Linked DNA regions of Homo sapiens: region 2 is linked to region 1. Evidence: chromatin loops called from intact Hi-C (ENCODE). Cell type or tissue: OCI-LY7. All regions are shown on one strand. Each heading gives the region's core, and the rest is flanking DNA. Links, peaks and the distances in the headings are about the cores only.

What was found. Peaks named below come from ENCODE experiments on the same cell type or tissue, not always from the same donor. Only the 100,000 strongest peaks of a DNase experiment are listed, where the experiment ranks them.
Region 2: a loop joins it to region 1, with 2.2 times the contacts of the local background. A loop is called at or near these places in 20 of 110 quality-filtered maps.

The regions. Positions count from the first base shown.
Region 1 is chr21:32,251,347-32,263,467 of GRCh38, reverse strand. It overlaps a transcript of MIS18A not described here. Among named protein-coding and RNA genes, the nearest start is that of MIS18A, 22 kb to the left of the region's middle. In OCI-LY7, for the core only: a CTCF peak has its summit at 4,925 (motif pointing right); a DNase peak (open chromatin) is centred at 4,947.
Region 2 is chr21:32,090,431-32,102,551 of GRCh38, reverse strand. No RefSeq gene overlaps it. Among named protein-coding and RNA genes, the nearest start is that of LINC00159, 10 kb to the right of the region's middle. In OCI-LY7, for the core only: a CTCF peak has its summit at 5,850 (motif pointing left); no DNase peak of the experiment used is centred there.

The DNA.
Region 1 (12,121 bases), core at 1,463-9,462:
CACCACGCCTGGCTAATTCTTGTATTTTTATAATAGTAGAGACAGGGTTTCACCATGTTGGCCAGGCTGGTCTCAAACTCCTGGCCTCAAGTGACCCGCCCGCCTCAGCCTGCCAAAGTGCTGGGATTACAGGCGTGAGCCACTGTGTCCAGTCTCATTCTAAGACTTTAGGGATTACAGCCACATTCTCCACCTCTCCTGGAGAAAACCCAAAATACCTGAAACAAATGACTTAAAATTTTATATAAGTAGTTGATGTTATGTACATCTATTTTGCTCTCCCCAGATAGGATAAATAACTGGGCAGTTGCTTGCCAGTGAACACCCAGAGACAATTTGTTAGCAATGACTTTTGAACTAAGGGAGAATAACTTATTTTTTGATCTAATCTGACATATTTTGGGTATTGATCATTAATTTTTTTAGTGAGAGCTGAGTTCTATCTGTAGGCTAATTCACTATTTAGGCAGCTAATCACGAGGGCACGAGTGCAGTCATGGCCAGTCTATAGAGTTGTAGTTTCTTTGGGATAGTCACACCTGTTTAAATCCCAGTGATAAGCTCGAAGGTAGAGAAGGGAGGGGAGTTTGGGATGAGGAATGGATGTGCTGGGGCCTAGAGTTTTATTGGCCTAAATGTGATTTCAAATAGAACTGGCCTCATTTCATTCAAGTTGGCTCTGTGGACCTCTACTAATTAGCTTAACAAAATTAAATGAACTCTATAACTCTTTTTTTCCCTGAACAATTACCACCATGGTTTTTAGTTCTTCTCTTATCTAATTTTAAGGCAGAGATGGACAAGGTGACCCTTCAAGGGCTCTTCAACCTTCTAATTCACGTAACCCTGAAAGGAAATGAGAAATGTTGAAAGGGGGGAAGTGAGACCATGAACCAACTGTGTGGATCTGAGGAAATGGGATAATTGAGGTCTCTCCAGGATGTCGTCACTTTCACGTTTCTCTCCATTAACCGTTGTCCACCCTTACCAGGAGCTGCGGGGCTTGTCATTTTGGGGGCTTCTTGAGAACAGTAGAAATTTTGAGAAAGTAAAACGTGTGTTTGATTGCATAACATTTTCCAAACCAAAAAGAAGAGCATGTAGCCATTTTGAGGAGAAACCTTAGGAAGCCTTCCAAGGGTTTTTCTCAAAACAGGACAGCTGCTTTTTGACTGTCACAACTGCTTCCCTAGGGATGGCTTTTCTTTTCTAAGATAGCACTTAACGATCATTTAGGAGGTGCGGAGCACTGTGCTTGGGGCTCCATGTATGTTACTACCTCATTCTCACAGAACCCTCTTCCGTAGGAAGCATCATACCCATTTTACACATGCAGAAACTGAGGCTCAGAGACTTTAAATTGCCTGAAGTCCCACTTGGCTAATAAGCAGACCTAGTGCCTTCCTTCTGTGCATGGCTGCCTTCTTCCCTCACTCTGAGCTTGTTTTTTAGCAGTAAAACACATAAAGGGACATTGCGTCAGTTAATATAGTATTAGCAATCTTAGCGTCTAGAAGGGTTTAGAAATCCTGAGCTTCTCTCTTTTTCTTCTGTAGAACACAGTGAACTCAGCATGAGTTCCTTTCCCTGCAGTTGTCCCTCCCTTGAGATTCTCTGGCTACCAGATCCCCCAGCCCCTCTTCTGCCCAGAGGTACTGTCTGGCCTCTCTTTCAAGCTCTCACCTCTCCGTGTGTCTTCTTGGCTGTGTCGTGTGCCACCTCCTTTGAGTCATTTATTTTACTTTATTGCGGTTATCATTGTTGGGCATTATATTTTACATTTGTTTGTTGGTTTAATGTCTGTCCTGCCATTGGAGTGTTAGCTCCACGAGGGCAGGGATTTTATCCATCTCATGGCCTGGGCCAAAAAGAATGCAGCCCCGTAATACGTGCTCATTCCATCTTCAATGGAACAAATGAATGTTGCTGCATCGAGCATCTGTTTACTCACATCTTCATTCTCTAACCACTCTATTGATTCTTTATCTTGACCCGCAAGCATACTTACGTCTCATCTTGGTGACAAAGAGCCCTCCCGTGGCCCAGGCACCTCGCTGAACTGCTCTCTTATTTTTAACCGCACTGACTTTGCCCACTCAACACTTCAACTCTGGGCTTTTGGTCCTCCAGGCATCTTGCTGAAACTACTCTCTTGAAGGCCGCCAGTGAGTTCCTACAAAGTGTTACTGTCTGTCTGAAATCCCTAAAATTTCCAACAATTTAAAATTGTTCTCCCCTTTAACATTTTCTTCTTGATTGCCCGCATTTCTGAGCGAGGCATAATGATGTATGCAGGGGCTGGATGCCATGGGGCCTGGGGTTTGTGGTAAAATGTCGGTAAAGTAACCACACAGCAAAAGGGATAGTATGGCCCTCATCTTAATCTCTGCTGATTATTTATGAATGGGCACGGGTGGGGGTTCATTATATCTGCACTTTTGAGTGTGTATGGTTTATTTTAGGTCGTCTCACTCTGTCGCCCAGGCTGGAGTGCAGTGGTGCCATCTCGGCTCACTGCAACCTTCGCCTCTGGGTTCAAGTGATTCTCCTGCCTCAGCCTTCCAAGTAGCTGGGAGTACAAGCATATGCCACCACGCCCGGCTAATTTTTGTGTTTTTAGTAGGGATGGGGTTTCCCATGTTGGCCAGGCTGGTCTCGAACTTATGACCTCAGGTGATCCTCCTGCCTTGGCCTCCCAAAGTGCTGGGATTATAGGCATGAGCCACTGCACCTGGCCTGTGTATTGTTTGAAAATTTTTATGAAACCAAAAACAAACAAGTTTGCTTTCATCCTTGGGCATTGATGGCGTCCGACTTGCCCAGTGGCCTCCTGCCTCCTTGCTGCTGCTTTGCCGGAGTTCACCTTCCTCCTGCTTCTCCCGGGCTCTGCCTTTGCCCTCCTTTCTCTCTCTGCAGTCTCTCTTGGCTACTTCCGCCCTGCCAGGATTTCAGTGATCATTCCTGTGTCTCTAATTCCCACAGCCCTCAATTGTCTCCCCGGGTCCCTGGTCCTGAGTTTCTAATGATCTGCCGACATCCCCTGGATATGCCCTGTGTACTCTCTGTCTCACACCTGACCCTTTTGTATATATACAGTTCTTACTTGTCCTTCAAGATCTTGCTTGAGTGCCACTTCCTCCAGGAAGCCCTTGCTGATTTCTCAGTCAGATGTCATTTCTCCCACTTCATTATTCTTAAATGACTTCAGCATGGTCTGACCTTATTACTTAGATTTTGTATTCTAGTTTTGTGGGAACTGTTCCTGGAATACTAGGGTTGTGTTTTCCAGAGATCCAACATGTTGTGGGACCTTGTACACTGGAGGCAATTCATACTTTGTAGACCAGTTATGATGGTAAATGGAAAAATCTGAAAAAAAAAAAGCTGAGAAAAATGGTTCCACCAAAGTATTCAAAATTGCTTTTCATATTTCAGAATTGACATATAAGAGTAAAAAGAAAGTAACCCAAACTGCAGTGGTGCTGTGGGGCTAGCATAAAATGTTAATCAGGTAAATAGGAACTCAAAGGAAATTTACCAAATTGAGCTCATTTACATGTGTAATTACCCATCTGTGATCATTCTACTGTTCTATTTATTCTGTCTTTCTCCTCCCACACTGGGTTAAAAATACTTTGTATTAAAGATTTTCTTCATAACCAAATACAATGAATTCTTGGGATTGGGGGTGGGGTGGGGTGTGAATGCCACTCTGACACTGGAAACAAGATGCCGGAGTGGGCCTCAGTGCGCGCTGTCTGGGTGCAAGGGAGAAGCCCGGCAGATACACATTAACGCCACCTTCAGACAGGCACATCCCAAGAGGAGACTTGGAGGCAATGGCATTGAAAACCACCTGCTGCTTTCAGTGATCAAGAAAGAAACCTGTGGCTTTCATGAATGCGGAATCCATAAGACACAGTCAGATGCCGTCCTGGAATGGTTGCTTCCTGAAGTAGGAAGGTCCAGAGTAGGCTAGGAAGGTGTCAGGGAGTGGGCTGTCTCCTCACAGGATACTCTTTCTTAGGGGGAAATGATGACCTTGAGCTGAGGTAAGGAGGCCCTTGAGCTTGAAGATGCGAAAGAAAAGTGGCTCCCCAGCCTTCTCAGTGCTTGGGTGTGGGAAAGAATTGTAACCCCTGGGAGGCCAAGGCGAGGCAGAGAATGCCCTCCAGAGGCCTGCGGTCTTGGAGCGAGGAGGCCCTGACAGAGGAGACCTGGCCAACCCTTCCCTCGAGCCCCTGGCCACTCTCAGGGTGGGCATTGCCTGAGGCTTATCAGAAATGCAGACCCTGGCTGGGCACGGTGGCTCCCACCTGAAATCCTGGCACTTTGGGAGGCCGAGGCAGGAGGATCGCTTGAGTCTAGGAGTTCGAGACTGGCCTGGGCGACATAGCAAGACCAGCAAGACTCTACGAAAAAATTAAAAAGTTAGCAGTGGTAGCGTGCACTTGCAGTCCCAGCCACCCTGGAGGCTGAAGTGAGAGGACTGCTTGAGCCTGGGAGGTCGAGGCTGCAGTGAGCTGTTATCTTACCACTGCACTCCGTCCTGGGCAACAGGCCTATCTCTAAGTAAGTAAGTAAGTAAGTAAATAAATAAATAAATAAATAAATAAATAAATAAATAAATAAAATGCAGACCCTCACGCCTCATCCAGGCCCGCTGAACCAAACCTGTGCTGCTGCAACAAGATGCTAGGTGGTCCCCAGGCACGTTCAAGTGTGACACGAGCTGACTTAGGGGACAGTTCTTCCCGGCTTTCTTGAATAAAATGGTTCTTTTATATGTTGGTGCGTTTTGGTGTGATTACTAATTTTGCTGAGTACCGTAGTCATTTTTTCAGTGTCACTGTTTGACATGCTGTAAAGTAGGTTAGTATCACTCTCAGGCTGTGAGTCGGACTTTTTGTTTTGTTTCCCCAATCAGGCCACAAGGGGCCGCATTTCACCATGTAAACATTCATCGTGTCCAGCCTGTTCACAACCACAGTGGGAAACTCAGTAGCTGCAGGAGGCCCTGTCCAACAGGAAGGTTGCCTCATTGCAACCTGACTTTATCCCTTCACTCCTGTAACCAACATTCTTAATTAAAATAAAATAATAGTCAAGGCCCCCCGTCCCCGATGCAGCCCCCATCAGACTGCTAACAGCTTTTTCGGTATTCGTCCCTAAAATTGCTTACATCTACACTTGCACAGGATTTTCCCCAAGGCACTAGCATTCTACACTGGAAGTTAATTATGTTTTCTCTTTCAGTCGTTTTCTGTTTTCATGACTCAGATTTGTTACTAAATCCCCTCCCCCAATGCTTTCTGAGTCCTTAATGCTGTGTTTGCCAGCTCAGTTTGGAGTTGCCGGCTGAGAGGTGGCAGTCTTCCGGAATAAGGACATTTCTGATCACCTTGCTAATGTGTCTGACTCACACGAGACTTGGCAGGAACCCTCTATCTGTATTAATGCTATAGATTCCTTTGGAAAGATTAAGGAACAGTGCTATCTTGTTATGGGTCAAGACATCCAAAGCACATTATTTAGACGACAACATTGTCCAAAGCTTTAAAGTGAACTCAGGCAACTACATTTTATGCCAGACTTCCATTTGCTGAAACAGATTAAAAAAATACTCGTGCATTAAGTGATTATGCAGAGGCAAAGTGGTAGTTCTGTGAGGTTCCAGCACACTGGGAGTCCTGGAGCCTTGGGGTGTGTGTCCTACGGAGCCTCCAACAACTGGAGCAATTTCACATCCCTGGCGTCCATCTCCCAGGCTAGGTTTCCTCATCTGTAGAAAGAAGGGGTTGGATTAGGATGCTCCGTAGGTTTCCTTTTAAAAGTAATCTAAAAAAGCAATCAGAAATGTTTTGTTATTTTAATTAGGTATTGATTTGAAATGGAAACCTCGATTGATAGCTGATAGAGGCTCATCTAAGGCATTTGTAATCTGATGGACATAGACAATATTCTGCCCATTAGAGAACCAAGACCACAAAAGAAGCTTAGAATAGAAGAGCCGCCCACATTTGCTGCTGCTGTGTAATGAACAGTTGTAGGTGGCACCAGGTGCATGTCTTGAAGAAATTCTTGAATCAGCTCATGGAATTCTGAACTGGATTAAAACATGGGCACGTGAACATTTTATTTAACAGCATCTCTGGCTGCCAACATTTCACCAAGAATCTTCATTATTAAAGTGCACTGGTTATTCCTTTTGCCATCATTTGAGTTACTCTCTGTGAAGAAGACAGATGTCTTGCTATAGTCATTTCACTTGCTCAAGTTCCCCTGTCCTCTCTCCTCAATCGCTATGTCCCCCTTAGCGAAGCCATAACCAGTCGAAACTTAAGTGAGTCAGCTTTGGATGTCAGCCATAGAGCAGGCGAGCCAAGTCCCGTGATGCCAGCCCCTGGACAGAGTTTCCAAGGCAACAACTGCTGTGTTTCTCTCCACTCTGAAGGAAAACCTGGGAGAATCCAGTCCTGATGTGGCTGTTAAGGGAGCCAGGGTGGGGGAAAACAATCTGTGAATGAGCAGACTTTCGTTCTAGCCTGTTTTTTTTTCCTCTGTAAGAATGAGTCTTATTCACATGCATTTTTCTGTAGCTCTGAAATGAGGATTTGAATTGAACTGTTTGAGATGGGTGGTTAAAAGAAAATATACACAGATCATCAGTCTGAGAAGCACTAGATGATCATGCAGATTAAGAAGTAATAAAGTCAGAATTCTCACAGGAACAAGAGATCATTTTTGTCACTGAGTACAAGAAAGATTAGCATGAGCCAAGACACAGAGGCCGAAAAAGGGGCAAGGGACAGTCCCCACTGAGAACAGCTTCCATCTTCAATGTTTTTCTCATCATTAGTAGGACTATAAAAATTATTGTCCAAATCAGGGCACATTCGCGAAACAGGGAATGTCTAATAATTAAGTCGGGATGACAGATGTCAATTGTCCCGGGAAAACCAGCACACGTGTCACCGTACTTTTTATGCCTCCCGGTAGAGAGCCATTGAACAAAGGTGGCCTTAGCTACCGGAGTGTGACAGCCACGAGGCTCAAGTGAGAGAGGAGGATGCCAAGTCATCCGATGAAACTGAGTCGGGTGGGAATGGAATAGAGAAATGAAAGAAATGTGGACAGGTTTGAACAGCAGCTCAGGGAAATTTGATGATAGATCAAGCAGAAATAGATTAAAAAGACTTCGAGGCAGTGGTACTCTCTGAGGGAGCACAATTTGGGGTGGCCCAGTCAATGGTTTTGTGATTTTGTCCAGTAAAGAGTAGAGTAATTCTCTTTAGGTTTGAGCAGCAATACACGAGGTTTCTGGGGAGAACAATCCCAACATAGTAGACATCAAAAAAATGTTTAATAATGAATCTTCTGTTTCCTGAAGAAATTCGCTAAAAGTAGACATCAGTAAGCTTGTGAAACACATTTATGGTTATCCTCAAAGAAGTCAACTGAGTTTACCATCCATAGCCAGTTAGGGATGAGATAAAATAGATGGAAATGGCTGAACTTTTACACTATTAAATGTACTTACCCCAGGCGTAAACACGTTTGTTCTTTTTTTTTTTTTTGGGACAGAGTCTCGCTCTGTCACCCAGGCTGGAGTGCGGTGGCACGTTCTTGGCTCTCTGCAAGCTCTGCGTCCCAGGTTTACTCCATTCTCCTGCCTCAACCTCCCGAGTAGCTAGCACTACAGGCGCACACCGCCACGCCTGGCTAATTTTTTCTGTATTTTTAGTAGAGATGGGGTTTCACCGTGTTAGCCAGGATGGTCTCGATCTACTGACCTCGTGATCCACCCTCCTCGGCCTCCCAAAGTGCTGGGATTACAGGCGTGAGCCACCGCGCCTGGCCAAGCACACATTTATTCTTTAACTAGATGGGTCTTCCTGCTGAAATAACTTTGAAACTTCAAAAAGTACCCAAGAATGCCAAGCGCGGTGGCTCACGCCCGTAATCCCAGGACTTTGGGAGGCCGAGGTGGGCAAATCACTTGAGGTCAGCAGTTCAAGACCAGCCTGGGCAACATGGGGAAACCGCATCTCTACTAAAAAAATACAAAAATTAGCCGGGCATTGTGGCACACACCTGTAATCCGAGCTACTCAGGACGCTGAGGCAGGAGAATCACTTGAACCCGGAAGGCGGAGGTTGCAGTGAGCCAAGATTACATCACCGCACTCTACCCTGAGCAATAGAGCAAGACTCCGTCTCAAGAAAAAAAAAAAGTACCCAAGAAATGTATTTTTACCGTAGAAAAATTAGAAGATTCTACAGAAAACTGAAATGAAGACAGTAAAAGTATCTACAATCCAAGTATCTCCATAAGTAACCACTATTAATATCTTAGGGTATATCCTTCCACATGATTTCCTATGCATTTTATTTATACATATAATTATAAAAAGGACAGCTTGCTGTGCATATTCTATATTACTATATTATGAATAGTTTGATATATCACCAAATATACTTTTGCAACTTTGTTTCAATGACTGCATAATATTTCACAATATTGAATAGTTCACTTAACCAAACTCTCGGCGTTATGTACTAGGCTGTTTCTAGACTTTTTTGTACTACAAACAATGTAGTTTTGAACATCTAGTGAAATCTTTGTGCCATATAATGAATGAATCTGGATTGTGTGAATTTGGTGGGAGAACTGAGGCTGTTAAATCTGGGCCCGGATTAAGATGTGGAATGAACATACAATGAGAATAAAAGAGGAGACGGATTCTAGGTCCGGCCCAGCATAGAACCCTAAGCATGTTACTTAACCTCCCTCTGGTTAGTTTTCTTATTTATAACAACATGACAAAAGTTAGACATAATTAATGAAATCTTGAACTGGTTTACTGAAAGGATTAGATATGGTAAAGGTGTGAAAAACCATTTAAAGTTATAAAGCAGTTTACTTTTTTTTTTTTTGAGACCGAGTTTCACTCTTCTTGTCCAGGCTGGAGTGCAATGACGCAATCTTGGCTCACTGCAACCTCCACCTCCCGGGTTCAAGTGATTCTCCTGCCTCAGCTTCCCAAGTAACTGGGATTACAGGTGCCTGCCACCACACCTGGCTAATTTCTTTTTGTATTTTTAGAGACAGGGTTGGCCAGGCTAGTCTTGAACTCCTGACCTCAGGTGATCCACCTGCCTCTGCCTCCCAAAGTGCTGGGATTACAGGCGTGAGCCACCACGCCTGGCCAAAGCAATTTACTTTTTCTGGGGTCGGGGGTTGGAGTCTCACTCTGTCGCCCAGGCTGGAGTGCAGTGGCATGATCTTGGCTCACTGCAACCTCCGCCTCCCAGGTTCAAGTGAGTCTCCTGCCTCAGCCTCCCAAGTAACTGGGACTACAGGCACACACCACCACACTCGGCTATTGTATTTTTAGTAGAGACAGGGTTTCACCATATTGGACAGGCTGGTCTCGAACTCCTGACCTTGTGATCCACCCACCTTGGTCTCCCAAAGTGCTGGAATTACAGGCGTGAGCCACCGCCCAGCCAGCAATTTACTTCTATAGGGATTTATGATTTTTTTTTCAAAATGCTGTTTAAAAAAAACTCTATTAAATCAACTAAAACTATTTCCAATTTTTTGACTTTCTCCAGGAATACAAATTTTTATGAACCAATTGAATGTTGAGTAATTTGGAAGCTGTGGTGCTTGAATGGGTGCTTTTGGGGAGAAGCTTCTAGGAGCGTTTTGGGCTAATCAGATAGCAGCCTGCCTTCTGAATTATGACAACCCAAAGGCAGAGGGAGCAAAGGCTTTGCAAAGGGTCCCACTTGGTGGAGGGGGAAGTAACCCTTGCTGTGTGATTGCAGTGGGGGCAGGTCGCTCACTCTCCCGCTCCCCTCCCTGGGGCTCCCATCAGCCAGGAGTCTGCTAAAGCCTGCTCTGAAAATGGAGTGATCTGGGCATGATGCTGTCCAGCCCCAGAGACAGAGGCCAGCTTGCTGTCAGAGATAAAAATGGCTGTTGAAAGTGGAGTCAGAACAAAAATATGTTAATAATGAATTCTGGGAATTTCAGCCACCCTTGGGAGCAGGCCTAATGGGGGGTGGGGGGAGGGCGATTAGGTAACATGAATGGAAAGCTTGCAGGCCAAATGAGCTCCAAAGGGACAATCCTCAGCTGGAAACTGCGCATGCCCGCTGTGTACCTGTCACTCACCAATAGGATGCAGAAGCATTGGGAGAAATGCCTCTGACCACACGCAAAGCGGCATAGAGCCTTCCTTCCCTCCCCTGCTCATCTGCAGGCCATCAGTGCACAACTCTGATGCTGGGGGTCGTGCGGGGGGGCACCATCTGCATGGTGTTCTATGGAGTGGCCCCCTAAAGCGCATCCCACCCTTCCGTCCTCGCCCAGGTGGAGAAGTCCCGAGCACAGCTCCCCTAAAGCACATCCCATCCCTCCATCCTTTCCTAGCTGGAGAGGTCCCAAGGGCAGCTCCTTCCTTAGTTCTCTAAGCCTAGGAGGGATCTGGGCATAGAGTAGATGCTCACTGTGCACTCACCAAATGGACGAGTGAGTAGCATCAGACCCCGAAGTGGGAGATCTCTGCACCACCTGTCTGCCAACGATGCAGAAATTTCACAGTCATTCTCTGGGATCCCTAAACAAAATCGTTTGTATTCTCACCCATGAAGGAAGAAATCTTGGGTTAGAAAAAAACAGATACATCTAAATTTATAAAGACAACACTTGAGTTTTCTGAAAGGCACATTGTAAAGCTGACATATATTTCTTTCCTGGTCAGGCCCCCAAACTTGAACTCAGTGTGGTAGGGGGTCAACTTAGTTAAGTGAGGGAGAAAGGAAGGGATACTTCTGACAGCGGGTATGCTGGAGCCTAGGGGATGAGAGTACACTCATTCTTCAGAAGCAGAGATGAATAAATACTACATTAAAAAATATATTTTTGCTTTGCTGTAGATATCTCCCTTGCAGTTATCCAATGCTGATCAAGTAAATGTACTAATACATACATGTCTTCTTCTTTTTCCTCCTCCTCTCCCCTTCCTCCTCCTCCTCTTCCTTCTTCTTCTTCTTTTCTTCTCCTTCTTTCTTCTCTCTTCCTCTCCCCTCCCTCCCTGCCTGCCTGCCTGCCTTCATTCATTCTTTCCTTCCTTCCTTCTTTCCTTACTCTTTCTTTTCCTCCTCCTCTTCTCTCTTCCTCCTCCTCCTCCTCCTCCTCCTCCTCCTCCTCCTCCTCCTTCTTCTTCTTCTTCTTCTTCTTCTTCTTCTTCTTCTCCTCCTCTTCCTTTTTTTGAGACAGGATCTCACTTTGTTGCCCAGACTGGAGTGCAGTGGTGTAATCTTAGTTCACTGCAGTGTCAAACTTGTGGGCTCAAGTGATCCTTTGGCCTCACCCTTCTGAGTAGCTGGGACTACAGGCACATGCCACTATGCCCAGATAATTTTTCATTTTCTTTTTGTAGAGACAGGGTCTTGCTATGTTGCCTAGGCTGGAAATTTTCTAAAACTATACTGATGAAAATCTGGAAGAAGAGGAGTGCTGCTTGTAAGATGGACTTTTAGTTGCTACTACAGTCCAAAGAGAGGACTGTAGCATCTGATCAATATGAGAGACAGAATTATATTATGGACCATAAACACAAGTGCATAAATGTTTCTGAGAGACATTACCCTGTGCTCTTAGACAGTCTCCCACCTTCGGTAATTAGAGCCTGGCAAAAGACATTAGTTTGGAGTAAATATCTAACTTTTTGGTTGCCTTCAAATATGAAGTTTGTATTTTTGTTTGGTGATTCATCTTTTCATTGTTGACAAATCATAGAGGGAGGGACATATTTTATTTGGGTTCATTCTCTTAAATGACAAGTTCAAGAAGAGATATGCACAAGTTCTCTTTGGGGGCTGACAGGGTTAAAGGTCACACCCCTATCTGAGCTTCCTAGACGCTGGCATGGGGTGCTTGGGTGGTGGGGGAGGGATACATGATAGTTTCTTAAGAGAAGGAGTGGTTAGCGATTTAAGGATTTGGGGTTAGCCAACCTGAAGAGGGAGAGTGTGGGAGAAAGGAAGAGATAATCAGAGATAGAGAGCTGGGAGGTGGGAGAGGGAAGGAGAGAGAGAAAAGGAAAGAG
Region 2 (12,121 bases), core at 2,736-10,735, 160 kb after region 1:
TTGTGGATAAATGATCACTAGGAATCAGCATGTGTTTTTTAAAAACAAACCAACATCATTTGTTGTTGTTGTTTTTTAAGGGTATTAGTTTTGTTTTTGATTTTTCTTTGAGGGGGGGACGGAGACTCACTCTGTCACCCAGGCTGGAGTGCAATGGCACGATCTTGGCTCACTGCAACCTCCGCCTCCCGGGTTCAAGCAATTCTCCTGCCTCAGCCTCCCGAGTAGCTGGGACTACAGGTGCGCCACCACCATGCCTGTCTAATTTTTGTATTTTTAGTAGAAATGGGGTTTCACCATGTTGGCCAAGCTGGTCTCGAACTCCTGACCTGAAGCAATCTGCCCACCTCAGCCTCCCAAAGTGTGGGGGTTATAGGCGTGAGCCACCACGCCCAGTCAAGGGTATTAGTTTTTAAAGTCAGGAGACTGATCCTTGACATGATTTGATTTCCATGAGGCATTTGACAAAGTCTACCATGATACGTTTGTGGGTGAGATGGAATGTTATTCAGAGTATTAATAGCTGGTTGAATTAACCAGCTGATTGACTGATGGTGATCACATCATCCATTTTCTAACGAATTTCCAAGCCATCTGCTTAGAATTTGTTTATGATTAGCATGGCAGGCCATCTCTTCAGTTGACCTTCTTCTGGAGAATTCTCTTCAGTGGGTAACCCAGGTGCTCTGGCAGAATTTTTCAATATTTTTCTTGGGCAAATGTGTGAAGGGAAATTTTTTTTTAGATTTGAAGATAATATGAAGTGGAAAAGATAGAATAATGCCGTTGATATGGGAACATGTTGAATTTGACTAGAATTTCCTTTAAAAGGGATTAAGAGGATTTTAAATAGTCATCAATATAAAAGCCTGCATTTAGATCTAAAAACTCTCTTGTCCAAGTTTAGAATGTGGGAGAAACATAACCAGCAGCAGCTTATGTGAGAAGAGCAGATTGGAGTGAGCCAACCGGGCAACCTGGCTCTTAAGGAAAATAAATGCAGCTCACGCCCAGGGAACTCAGATGACAGTCAGCTCTGACAGTGGGTTCAGTTCCTGGGGCCTCATTTTAAAGGGGATATTGGCAATCTTGAGAGTTCTCCTATCAGGACAGCCCGAATGGTGAGGAATTCTGAACCATCCTGTTGGAATAACAGATGGAAGAACTGGATATATTTAGCCTAGGGAATTAGAGACTGAAGAAAAAGAACAGCTGCTTTTAAATATTAAAGGGCTGTCATGTAGAGGAGAAAGCAGTCTTGATCTTGTTACTCCAGAACATGCACGAAGAGAATGGGAGAAAATTTTAATACAGTAGATTTGACTCAGGATGTGAGAACGCTTCCTAATAAGTCAATTTGTTAAAAGATGGAGTAAGCCCCCATTCCTCTTTGCTAGCCTGCTTTAGCAGATGCTAGGGAAATTTCTTCAGGCAGAGATGGTGTTTTTAGGAGTCCCCAGATATCCGTGTGGGCTGGGGAGATGGAACCAGTTGATTAAAATCTTTTGCTAGTCTAAGTCAGTCCAGGGTGCAGACTCTGAATGGTATGAGCCAGGGTGCAGAAGTGGGGCTGTTGGCTGGCCATGGAAGAGGACCCCTCCACAAATGCTCATGAGCACTGGTGAAGGATAGAGCATCCACTGGGGAAGGCAGCGGGCAGTCTCTTACAGCAATTACCACATTATTTTGCCAAGGGACACACTGAATGCATCTACTGGAATACAGGCCAATAGGAGTTGGATTTTACTGTGTTGGGCAAGCAGGCCCTCCTTGGAAAAATGGTTTGGTTGTGTGGCTTTTGTTTTGCATGCTCTCAGGTGATGCCCTAGGGAGACCTCCCAGGAGGAGGTGCAGCAGGCCTCCCTGCGGTGGGTTTGGCACGGGGGCAGGTCTGGCTCTGGTCCAGTAGCTGGCACTGACCCTCACCACCAGCAGCCTAAACAATGCCTGGCCTCCTCTGACTAGCAATTTGCAGAACAAACCCACTGGCTTCTGAGGAGGAAGCAGAAGAGGCCACGGTCATGGAGGATGAATGCAGAACAGCGGCTCCCCTTTTAAGAGGCTCGAAGGGGACCAGGGAAGGGGGTCTATGTCTGTGCCAGGAAGGCAGGCTTATGTACCCACTGAAAAAGCGGGACCCCTGTGAGAGACAGTGACGTGTATGGGAAAGAACAGCCTTGAGGGGCAGCTGGGGCCAGGCTGCCGAAGTGAATTTGTCACTGCCATGCAAACCTGTGTGACTTTGGGCAAGTGGCTTAACCTCTTTGTGCCTTAGTTTCCTCATCTACACAAGGGGGCAGTCACGGCACCTACCTCATAGGGTTGTTAAGAGGATGACATCAATTAATTCTTATTTAAAAAGTACTTGAAACAGTGCTAGGAGCATAGAAAGTGCTAGAAAAGTGTTTGCAAAATGAATCAGACACAGGTTCCTACTCCAATCCTGCTCCTTTCTGGATGTGTGAATTTGAGCAAGTGTTTCAACCTCCCTGGGCCTCTTCTTCATTCATGAAATGGAAATAATAATGCTGACCTTGCAGGGCCACTGTGAGGATCACACAAGCTCAGCAGGATGGACAGACCCTCCGTAAACAACCCTTGTTAATAGCCACATGCCCCGAGGACAAACAAGATTAAATCCTGGACCTCACAAATGCTTTTTTCCCCTAAGATTCCAAATAAAAACAGGCTCAGAGTGTCAGAGATCATTTTATAAGAGTTACAAAGAGGCCCTGGAGGGCCAGGTGACCTGAAACAATAATAATAGTAACAATAACAACAGCAGAAGCAGGAAAAACAGGTCCCAGGCCCTGGGCCGAACATTTTACATAGCTTATCCTGTTGAACCCTAGTAAGACTGTGAGGCAGGGGGCAGGGCAATTGATGATTATGATGGTGACGGTGATAATAATAATGATCATTTTATAGATGAAAAAATTGAGCCTCAGAATAACTCGTTCCACCTCACACTGCTTTTTAGGGTGAAACCTGGAGTGGAATGGACATCTCTCAACTCCACACCCATGCTCTGAACCACACGGCCTCCTAAGACACTAAAGGCAATTTCATCAGAATGCAGGGGACTCATGAGGAAGACCTCAGGGTGTTCATTGAACACCAAGATTAAAATGAGCCGAAATTCTGACACAGCTAGTAAAGAATTAACTGTGATGATTTCACTCAGTGCTAGGTTCCCCCAAATGACATGCTCCTTGTCACCTGCCCTGCCCAAGGCCTGGCTCTGAATATGTGGATACAGCCACATTTGCTTGGTCTCAGTTGGCTGGAATTTTTCATTGGCCTGGAAGGCCTTGAACCAGAGTTTCATTCGAGTAGAACTAAGCCTTCAAATGCAAACACTCCAGGTCTGGATTGTGCCCGCACTTAAGCCCACTGATGCTGAGGAGCAAAGGGCCAACATCTTTCCCTCTGCTCAGCCTCTGAGCCACACTTGGCTGCTTGCCAGGACAGAAGAGGTGAGAAGGTCCCAGCATGGGAGACTGGGGGCTGTGGGATATAAGTTCTCAAGATGACCTCTTTCTCCCTGGGAGGGAACTTCACAGCATTGCAGGCTATTCTCTGCAAGTAATGTCTCCAAGGTAGGATGGTTGAGAGCTAGAGATATGTGGGCTTGTGGTTGGGGTGGTGGAGGGGGAGTGTAGGAGGGAAGAGAGAGAGGAGGGCATGAACGCCAGATCCCAGATACACAAGGGACTCAATTGTGGTGGGGAAGCTTCAGTTCAGAAGGGGAGGGACAGGAGACCATGAGGCTGGACACGACACAGGAGAAGATCAAATGAAAGGCAAGGCACAGGCCGGGTACAGTGGCTCACACCTGTAATCCCAGCACTTTGGGAGGCCGACCAAAACCTCATGGTCAGGAGTTCGAGACCAGCCTGGCCAATATGGTGAAACCCCATCTCTACTAACAATAGAAAAATTAGCCTGGAGTGGTGGCGTGTGCTTGTAGTCCCAGCTACTTGGGAGGCTGAGGCAGGAGAATTGCTTGAACCCTGGAGGCAGAGGTTGCAGTCAGCCGAGATCACACCGCTGCACTCCAGCCTGGGTGACACAGTGAGACTCTGTCTCAAAAAAAAAAAAAAAAGAAAAGAAAAGAAAAGAAAAAAAAAGTCACAGCCACCAATAGCATAATGGGGAGGAAGGGACTTAGAAAAGCAAGCATATCTGGTGAAGATTGTTAATAGCTGAAATAACAGTGATGATAATGATTATGATGATGACTAACATTTACTATGTATTTGCTGTGTGGCAGGCTTGATATTCCTGCTCAACCTCATTTTACAGAGGTATCTCTGGTCATGCGGAGAAGACAGGTAAAGAATAAAGTTACCAAGAAGAGGTTAGTTCGAGTCGAACTTTCATGCTTGTCAGAGACCGAGAATAACAACCCTAGTAGACAGGAAGCATCATTGTCTCCAATTTGCAGAAGAGAAAACTCAGACATAGAATTTAATTCACTTGCTCAGGATCACACACTAAGTGGTAAAGCTGAGATTCGAACCTAAGTATTTTGGCTCCAGAGCTCATTGTATCATGGAGAACTGCTACAGACATGCATGGGCAGTTGGCATTGAGGATATGATATAAACATTCTATCTTCCCTGTGAGATCTTCAGTAAAATCAATATTTATCATCAGTTCTTCTAATGCAATGGCCTCTTTCTGGTGCCTGGGAAGAGAGACTGCATCCTGCCTTAAGGTGGACCAGGGATAAAAATAGGCTGATATGGTTTGGCTGTGTCTTCAACCAAATCTCATCTTGAATTGTAGCTCCCATAATTCTCACATGTGGGAGCAACTAGGTGGAGATAATTGAATCATGGGAGTGGTTTCCCTCATCCTGTTCTCATGGTAGTGAATAAATCACACAAGATCTGATGGTTTTATAAGGAGTTTCCACTTTTGCTTGGCTCTCGTTCTCTGTAGTCTGCTGCCATGGAAGACGTGCCTTTCTCCTTCTGCCATGATTGTGAGGCCTCCCCAGCCACGTGGAACTGTGAGTCCATTAAACCTCTTTTTCCTTATAAATTACCCAGTCTCAGGTATGTCTTTATCAGCAGCGTGAAAACAGACTAACACACAGGTACATATGGAAACAGATAACATTAAGGTCATTCCAGGGCCAGAAAAGAGAGTGGAGTAGGGGGCGGGGAGTGGTGGGGTTCTTTCTAAAGCCTAGAGCAGAGGTAGACTAATCTATCCACACTATATTCTCATGATGCAGCAGTCTCCTTGCATGTCCAACCCAAGCCCAACTCACCATAGCTTCATAGAAAAAGAGTGTGAGATCATTTCTATGTATGTTCTAAAATAGTCAGGACAGATTAGATTATGCTACAATAACAACATGCCCAACCTGCAATGACTTACAGTCAGAGAGGTTTATTTCTTGCTCAAGCTGCCCATCTGTCATGGGTCAACTATATCCCTGCTTCATGTTATCTTCTTTGGGATCCAGGCTGATGAAGCAGCCCCTTTCTGGACCATTGTCCATCTTGTGGAAGAGAGAAAAGACACACAGCAAACCACACACTAGCTCTTAAAGCTTTTTCCTGGAAGTGACATGTGTCACATCACTTCTGCTTGCATTTCTTGGCAAGAGCAAGTCACAATGTCAAATCTGATGTCAGTGGGGGGCAGGGGGTAGGGAACTATCCTCTCCTTCAGGAAGGGCCGGAAAATATTTTTGAATGATGATACCATCTATGACAGTCTCAACGCATTAAGCCCTTGAGGACAGACAAAAATTCCACCCCTAGCCCCATGACCCCAAAAAATGTCCTTGCCCTTGTTTAGAATGCATCCTAGGGGGAGGAGGGAAGGAGAGGGAAGCGGGAGCAGAGGGGAGCCCCCTGGAGGCCAGTAGCATAAATTAGAGACAAAGGAAAAGGCGACAGCTTAAGCTGGTGACAAGGGCAAGTGCCCTTGGCCCAGGGAGGAGGGCAGGTGCAAAGGAGGTCTGTCCACTCCCAGCAGGAGGGACTTGCTCAGCGGCTTCCTGGGGCTCCAGAAAGGGGGCAGAGAGGAGGGGAACTCTGGCACTGCCTGAAGCTATTGTCTGGTTAGAAAATGGAACAACTATGTCTCTATGACCCAGTTTTAACACTGTGAGTTTGTAAGGAAGCTAGAGGAAACCAACTTTAATCTCTAAAGAAGCTTAACTTCTCCAAAAGGAAAAAAAAAAAAAAAAAAAAAAGCTTCCCTACGAATGAGTGCGGTACAGTTCCTAGAATAGAAAAAGTCCGTCAGAGAGGGGGCCAGAGGGAGCAGCTCGGAGGGAGCAGCTCAGAGGAAGCAGCTCGGGGGGAGCAGCTCAGAGGGAGCAGTCCTCTGTCCCCTGAGTTTAGACCTTCCTGAGTTGGCAGGAGGAAGACCAGAGGGCAAGATGACACGAAGGGATGACAATCAGCTGAGGGGCCCGTAGGGACTGCGACCACATTTCTCAACAAAAACCATGGCAAGTACACTTACAAATACATTTGTGGGAACTGAGCCAGAATAGTTTAAATTAGAATTGTCCTAAAAATCTGAGATATAAGGTCATAGAGCCTACAGGGCTTCTTACAACTCCCCAAAACAAGGTTCTCTCTGAGGGTCCCTCTCTGAAGGTAAATCACTCTGAATTGACCTTTCTATTAGCTGTTTGAGAATATGATGTGTTTTTTTTTTTGTTTGTTTTTTTTTTGTTTGTTTGTTTTTTTTTTTGAGACGGAGTCTCGCTCTGTCGCCCAGGCCGGACTGCGGACTGCAGTGGCGCAATCTCGGCTCACTGCAAGCTCTGCTTCCCGGGTTCACGCCATTCTCCTGCCTCAGCCTCCCGAGTAGCTGGGACTACAGGCGCCCACCACCGCGCCCGGCTAATTTTTTGCATTTTTAGTAGATACGGGGTTTCACCTTGTTAGCCAGGATGGTCTCGATCTCCTGACCTCGTGATCCACCCGCCTCGGCCTCCCAAAGTGCTGGGACTACAGGCGTGAGCCACCGCGCCCGGCCAGAGAATATGATCATTTTTAAAGGGTTCTGGGTTAGCTTCCTGGATCTAAGAAGACCTTTATGAGAAAGTGGTGTGTGGTGTTGGTTGGCAGGAAAAAACAGGTAACATGTGAGCAAACTTTTGACAAGATTTCACACTCATGTTTTTTGGACACCAATATATGTGCATGATAGTAAGCAAAATCACAGCGCAAATTACTTATTGATCCAGTTTGTATATGTTGGTTCAGTTGCTTTAGCAGAGATGAAAATAAGAGTGACTTAAACAAGATGGAATGTTCATTTTTCTCTCCTTTAAAGTTTGAGCTGAACAGGGCAGTTTCGGGAGAGAGGATGGAGGGCAGCTGCTCTGATCTGGCAGGTCATACAGGGATCCAACTTCCTTTCATTTCACTGTTCTACCGTTCCCTTTGGTTACATCCTCATTAGGACTGGTTCATTACCCCAAGTTCACCTTCTAGCCTTGATAAAAGATGTGGAGGGCAAGCAGCTTCCCTGGCAGCTATACACACGTCACTTCCATAGCATCCCATTTGCTGGAATTTAGTCACATGACCATGGTTAGGCACTGGGGAAACTGGGAAATGTAGTCTGAGTGGTTCTATAACTACTAGGAAGAAGGAAGCATGAGAGAGAGAGGTCCTCATGGGAGAACCATAGTCAGCAAACAGTAAATGATCTATGTTCCTACAAATTGATAAAACAAAAATTGTGTCTTATAAAGTCTCTAAATAGGGTGCTATAACTAATAACTGCCTTCGTGAGTGTTTTTCCATGCTAAAAGAGTTCATGCATGGTCTTCAGCCCTGGGGCCTCTCTGTGGCACCTCTGAAGGCTTCATAACCATTTACTTGCACAGCAGAGTGAGATGGGAGATGCCCTTTGTGAATCTGCCAATAGGCCATGTGCTGACTGGTCCCAAAGTCTTCCACGGAGAGCAGCCAAAGCCTTCAGAGGTCCTGAGCTGCACCATGACCCAGGGAAGAATTGAGGAGAAGAGGGAGTCCAAGATTGGCTTCCTCCACTACTGCATCATCTGGGCCCCTGGGATGGCCAAATCTAAAATGCCTCTTATCGAAACCAAGCCTTCTACTTCTTCTTGTACCTCTCTCTACATCAAAGAATCAGGCCCCACTCCCTCCTCCGCCTTTCCATCCCTCTTCCTACAGCTATCTCCATGGACAGCAAAAGAAAGTCCCATGCAACTGACAAGATAATCCCTTTAAGTGTTAGTTTGTGTTCGTGCTGCTTCTGTCTCCTCTTACCCTCATTTCAGGCAGGTGGCCAGGCTTGGCAATTTCTCACTGGAGAAGCAAGCTGAGGCCCAGAGAGGGCCCCTTGCTCCAGAGTGAGTGACATCCCTCGGGTCACAGATCAGACAGACCTCACTCAGGTGGTTGACCACCATTCTCTAGCCTCTCCCAGAGCCTGCCCAATGGTGGGTTAGAGTCCCCACTAGAGTCCTTACAGGCACTCAGGTTTCCACAGAAACTGCAGCATTGTCCTTGGCTGTCCAGGCAGATGCCTCACAATGTCAAAAAAGCAGGCTGGCTATCAGCGGGTGGTGAGTGTCCTGTGACAGCAGGGAGGGAGCGCCCAGGCATCGCCTGCAGGTCTGGGATGGCAGCTGAGGACCAGGGCAGTATCCCTGCAAGTTAAGCTGCTGCTAAAAATGGCAGCAGAGGCAAGGCTCATAAAGCAGAAGGGCATTCAGATTGAGGAGGCTGGCCTCCTCCCTTCTCTAGGGCCCATGGAGCCACTTGCAAGCAGTCAGCTGGCTGATGCCATCCTGGGCAGCCTGACATTCCTCATCTGTGCACCTCACTGGCAGACTTCTAAGGAGATGGACAGATGAAGGGGAAGAGGACATGGGGGCAGGAGTAATGGAAAGAAGGAAGAGAGGGGACAGGAGAGAGGGAGGGAAAGAAGAAAGGGAAAGGATAAGAGGAAGGGGTAAGGGAAGGAAGGAAGGGAGGGAGGGAAGGAAGGAAGAGGGGAAGGAAGGAAGGGAGGGAGCAGAGGAAGGGAGGAAGGGAAAAAAGGGAGGGAGAGGAGGAAGGGTAGGAGAGAGGGAGGGATTGTCTCCTTAGCCCAGTTTAGGGGGCTCAGGCATTTCCAATTCATACTCCTCATCATCCCAAGTGTTCTGGGTTAAATTGTGCCTCCCTCTGACATGGTTTGGCTCTGTCCCCACCCAAATCTCATCTTGAATTCCCACATGTTGTGGGAGGGACCTGGTGGGAGGTAATTGAATCATGGGGCAGATCTTTCCCGTGCTGTTCTCATGATAGTGAATAAGTCTCATGAAATCTGATGGCTTTATAAGGGGTAGTTTCCGTGCACAAGTTCTCTCTCTTTGCCTGCTGCCATCCATGTAAGACATTGCTTGCTCCTCCTTGCCTCCCGCCATGATGGTGAGGCTTCCCCACCCACATGGAACTGTAAGTCCATTAAACCTCTTTCTTTTGTAAATTGTCCAGTCTCAAGTACGTCTTTATCAGCGGCGTGAAAACAGGCTACTACATCCTGCCTGCCAAAAAATGGTATTTGAAGCCCTAACCCTCAATATCTTAGAATGTGACCTTATTTGGAAATTGGGTCACTGCAAATGCAATTAGTTAAGGTGAGATCATCCTGGAGCAGAGTGGGCTCCTCATCCAATATGACTGTTTTTCTTTTTAAAAGACACAGAGGTGCAGGGAGAAAGCCACGTAAGCATGGAGACAGAGATTAGGGTGAGGCTGCTGCAAGCCAATGTCTGGAGCTACCAAAAGCTGGAAGAGGCAGGGAAGGACCCTTCCCCTACAGGTTTCAGAGAGTCCATGGCCCTCCTGACAACTTGATTTTGGCCTTCTGGCCTCCAGAACCAGGAGGCAGTAGACTTCTGTTGGTCTAAGCCCCCCAGGTTGTGGTACCTTTGCCATGGCAGCCCTAGGGAACCTGGATACCAGGTATTCTGACTATCTTCAATCTTACAGTTTTCTTGGAATGAGAGCTGGGGACTTTGAAGAAGCTGACCCCATCATGGAGCTGGGAGATCCTGGTCAGTCATCACCTCCCCTCTTGGGGGTTTGTAGCCACAAGAATGGTGCTCAGTGAAGACCCCACTTGTAGGGAGGTGACAGAAGAGTGTGAGCCCTGAGCAAGGGCATGGGCAGTTGATGGACCATTCGCATCCCATGCAGCTGGAGCAGTCAGCTGACCATGACCCTTGCTGCAGAGTGGCTAGTGGACACTAGGACAGTGCCCTGCAGCTTTGGAGTGGCCATGTGTTTGGAATCTCTTCAACTCCCTTCCTTCTGGCTTCTTCCACTTCTACCTCTCTACACAAAAGCTCTCATCTCCTCTCCCACAGTTGATTTTGCAGCCAATTCCAGAGTCCTTGGTTGTCTATTAGAATCGGAGAATAAATCAAAGACCACAGGAATTACCAAAAAAAAAAAAAAAAAAAGATAGGGGCTCACATTCCCACAGTCTTCCCTGGAGGGGAAGGAGGCTCTTCTTCCAAAATGCACTTGCTCCTTGCAAGAGATGGGGTGCTTATATTCTCGCCTGGGAAAGAGTTTCCTCCCCCCTCCTCCCACCAAGAGCCAAATGACACCAAAAACAAAGATCAGTTTGGAAGGAGAGGAGAGGGTGGGGCAGGCAGTCTGCCTCTCTCAAGTCAACCATAAAAATTATGTCTTCCTTCTTCTTGTGGTCAGGAAAATAATCTCAGGTTGAAAATTTTTAGACGTTCATCTGGATGGAAACTCTGACTTCAAGGCTACTCAGTGGCCTTCACATTAATAGGCCTCTGCTTCTAAAATAGGTTGGAAATCCCTCCACATTAGTGAAGTGGGGGTGCAGGTGGAGGTGCAGCAGCAGCGCTCATGGAGCAGGAGCTCTGAGCTTTCCAGATGCTAGGGCAAGGCATGGGAGTCCCATTCTGTCCATCAGAAATGTTGTTTGAGTGCCAATCACCATAAAAACTGTCAACCAAGGATGAAGCCCATGCACTCTATGAAAAATACTGTCTATAAAAACTGACTTGAGTCCTTCTCTCAAAATACCATTTCCTGAGCCCCTCCACAGATCAATCGAGTCTCAATTTCTTGGCCAATAGGGTGCAGGGATCTGAGTTTTCTCAAAAGCTTTCCAGGTGACTCTGATATACTGTGAGCATGAAATTCACTGGTCTAAGGTCTGTTTACAGAAAGTTAAAGAGAGGAAGAACTCTTACTTACCAAGGTGATTTTTTCTAGAGCAGGAATACAGAGCAACACTTCCCAGAAGGAAAAGACATTCACCCATTGGCCTCCTGGAAAACTTTGTTTCCCTTTTTCTTCCTTGTAGCTTATGAGTCAAGAAGTTTCCCCCGATTAGTCAGGGTTGCGGGATTGATAAGAACAGTCCCATCAGTTTGAACCATGGCCCTTACAAGGGTGAAAAGAAGCTGGTATGGAGTCAATTGCTTCTTGACATGTGCAATAAATCTGACTGAGGAAGCAGCTCAGTTTCCAAACTGAAGAACTCCAAACCAGGGCTATTGGTCTCGCAGAACTCCTGAATGTTCAGATGATCACAAACCTCATTGATCTTGTCCAAGATAGCCTATCTTGCTAGGAACAAGACTGCAATTAAAACGTGAGACTCATAAGAGAGGAGTACAAATCCTACTCTCTTATGGAGACGGCAAAAAGAAATAAAAGCATTGAGGCCGGATGCAGTGGCTCATGCCTATAATCAGCACTTTGGGAGGCTGAGGCAGGCGGATCATGAGGTCAAGAGATCAAGACCATCCTGGCCAACATCTTGAAACGCCATCTTTACTAAAAATACAAAAATAAGCTGGGCATGGTGGCGCGTGCCTGTAGTCCCAGCTACTCGGGAGGCTGAGGCAGGAGAATTGCTTGAACCTAGGAGGTGGAGGTTACAGTGACCCAAGATCGTGCCACTGCACTCCAGCCTGGTGACAGAGGGAGACTCTGTCGACAAAAAAAAAAAAAAAAAAAAAAAGCGTTGAAAAATCAAAGAGCAAGTATGATGCAGATTGGAGAGAGAAGTGCATCTATATGCTCAAGTTCCTGGGATGCCCCTCCCTGGTGAGCTAGCTGCCCCTGCCAAC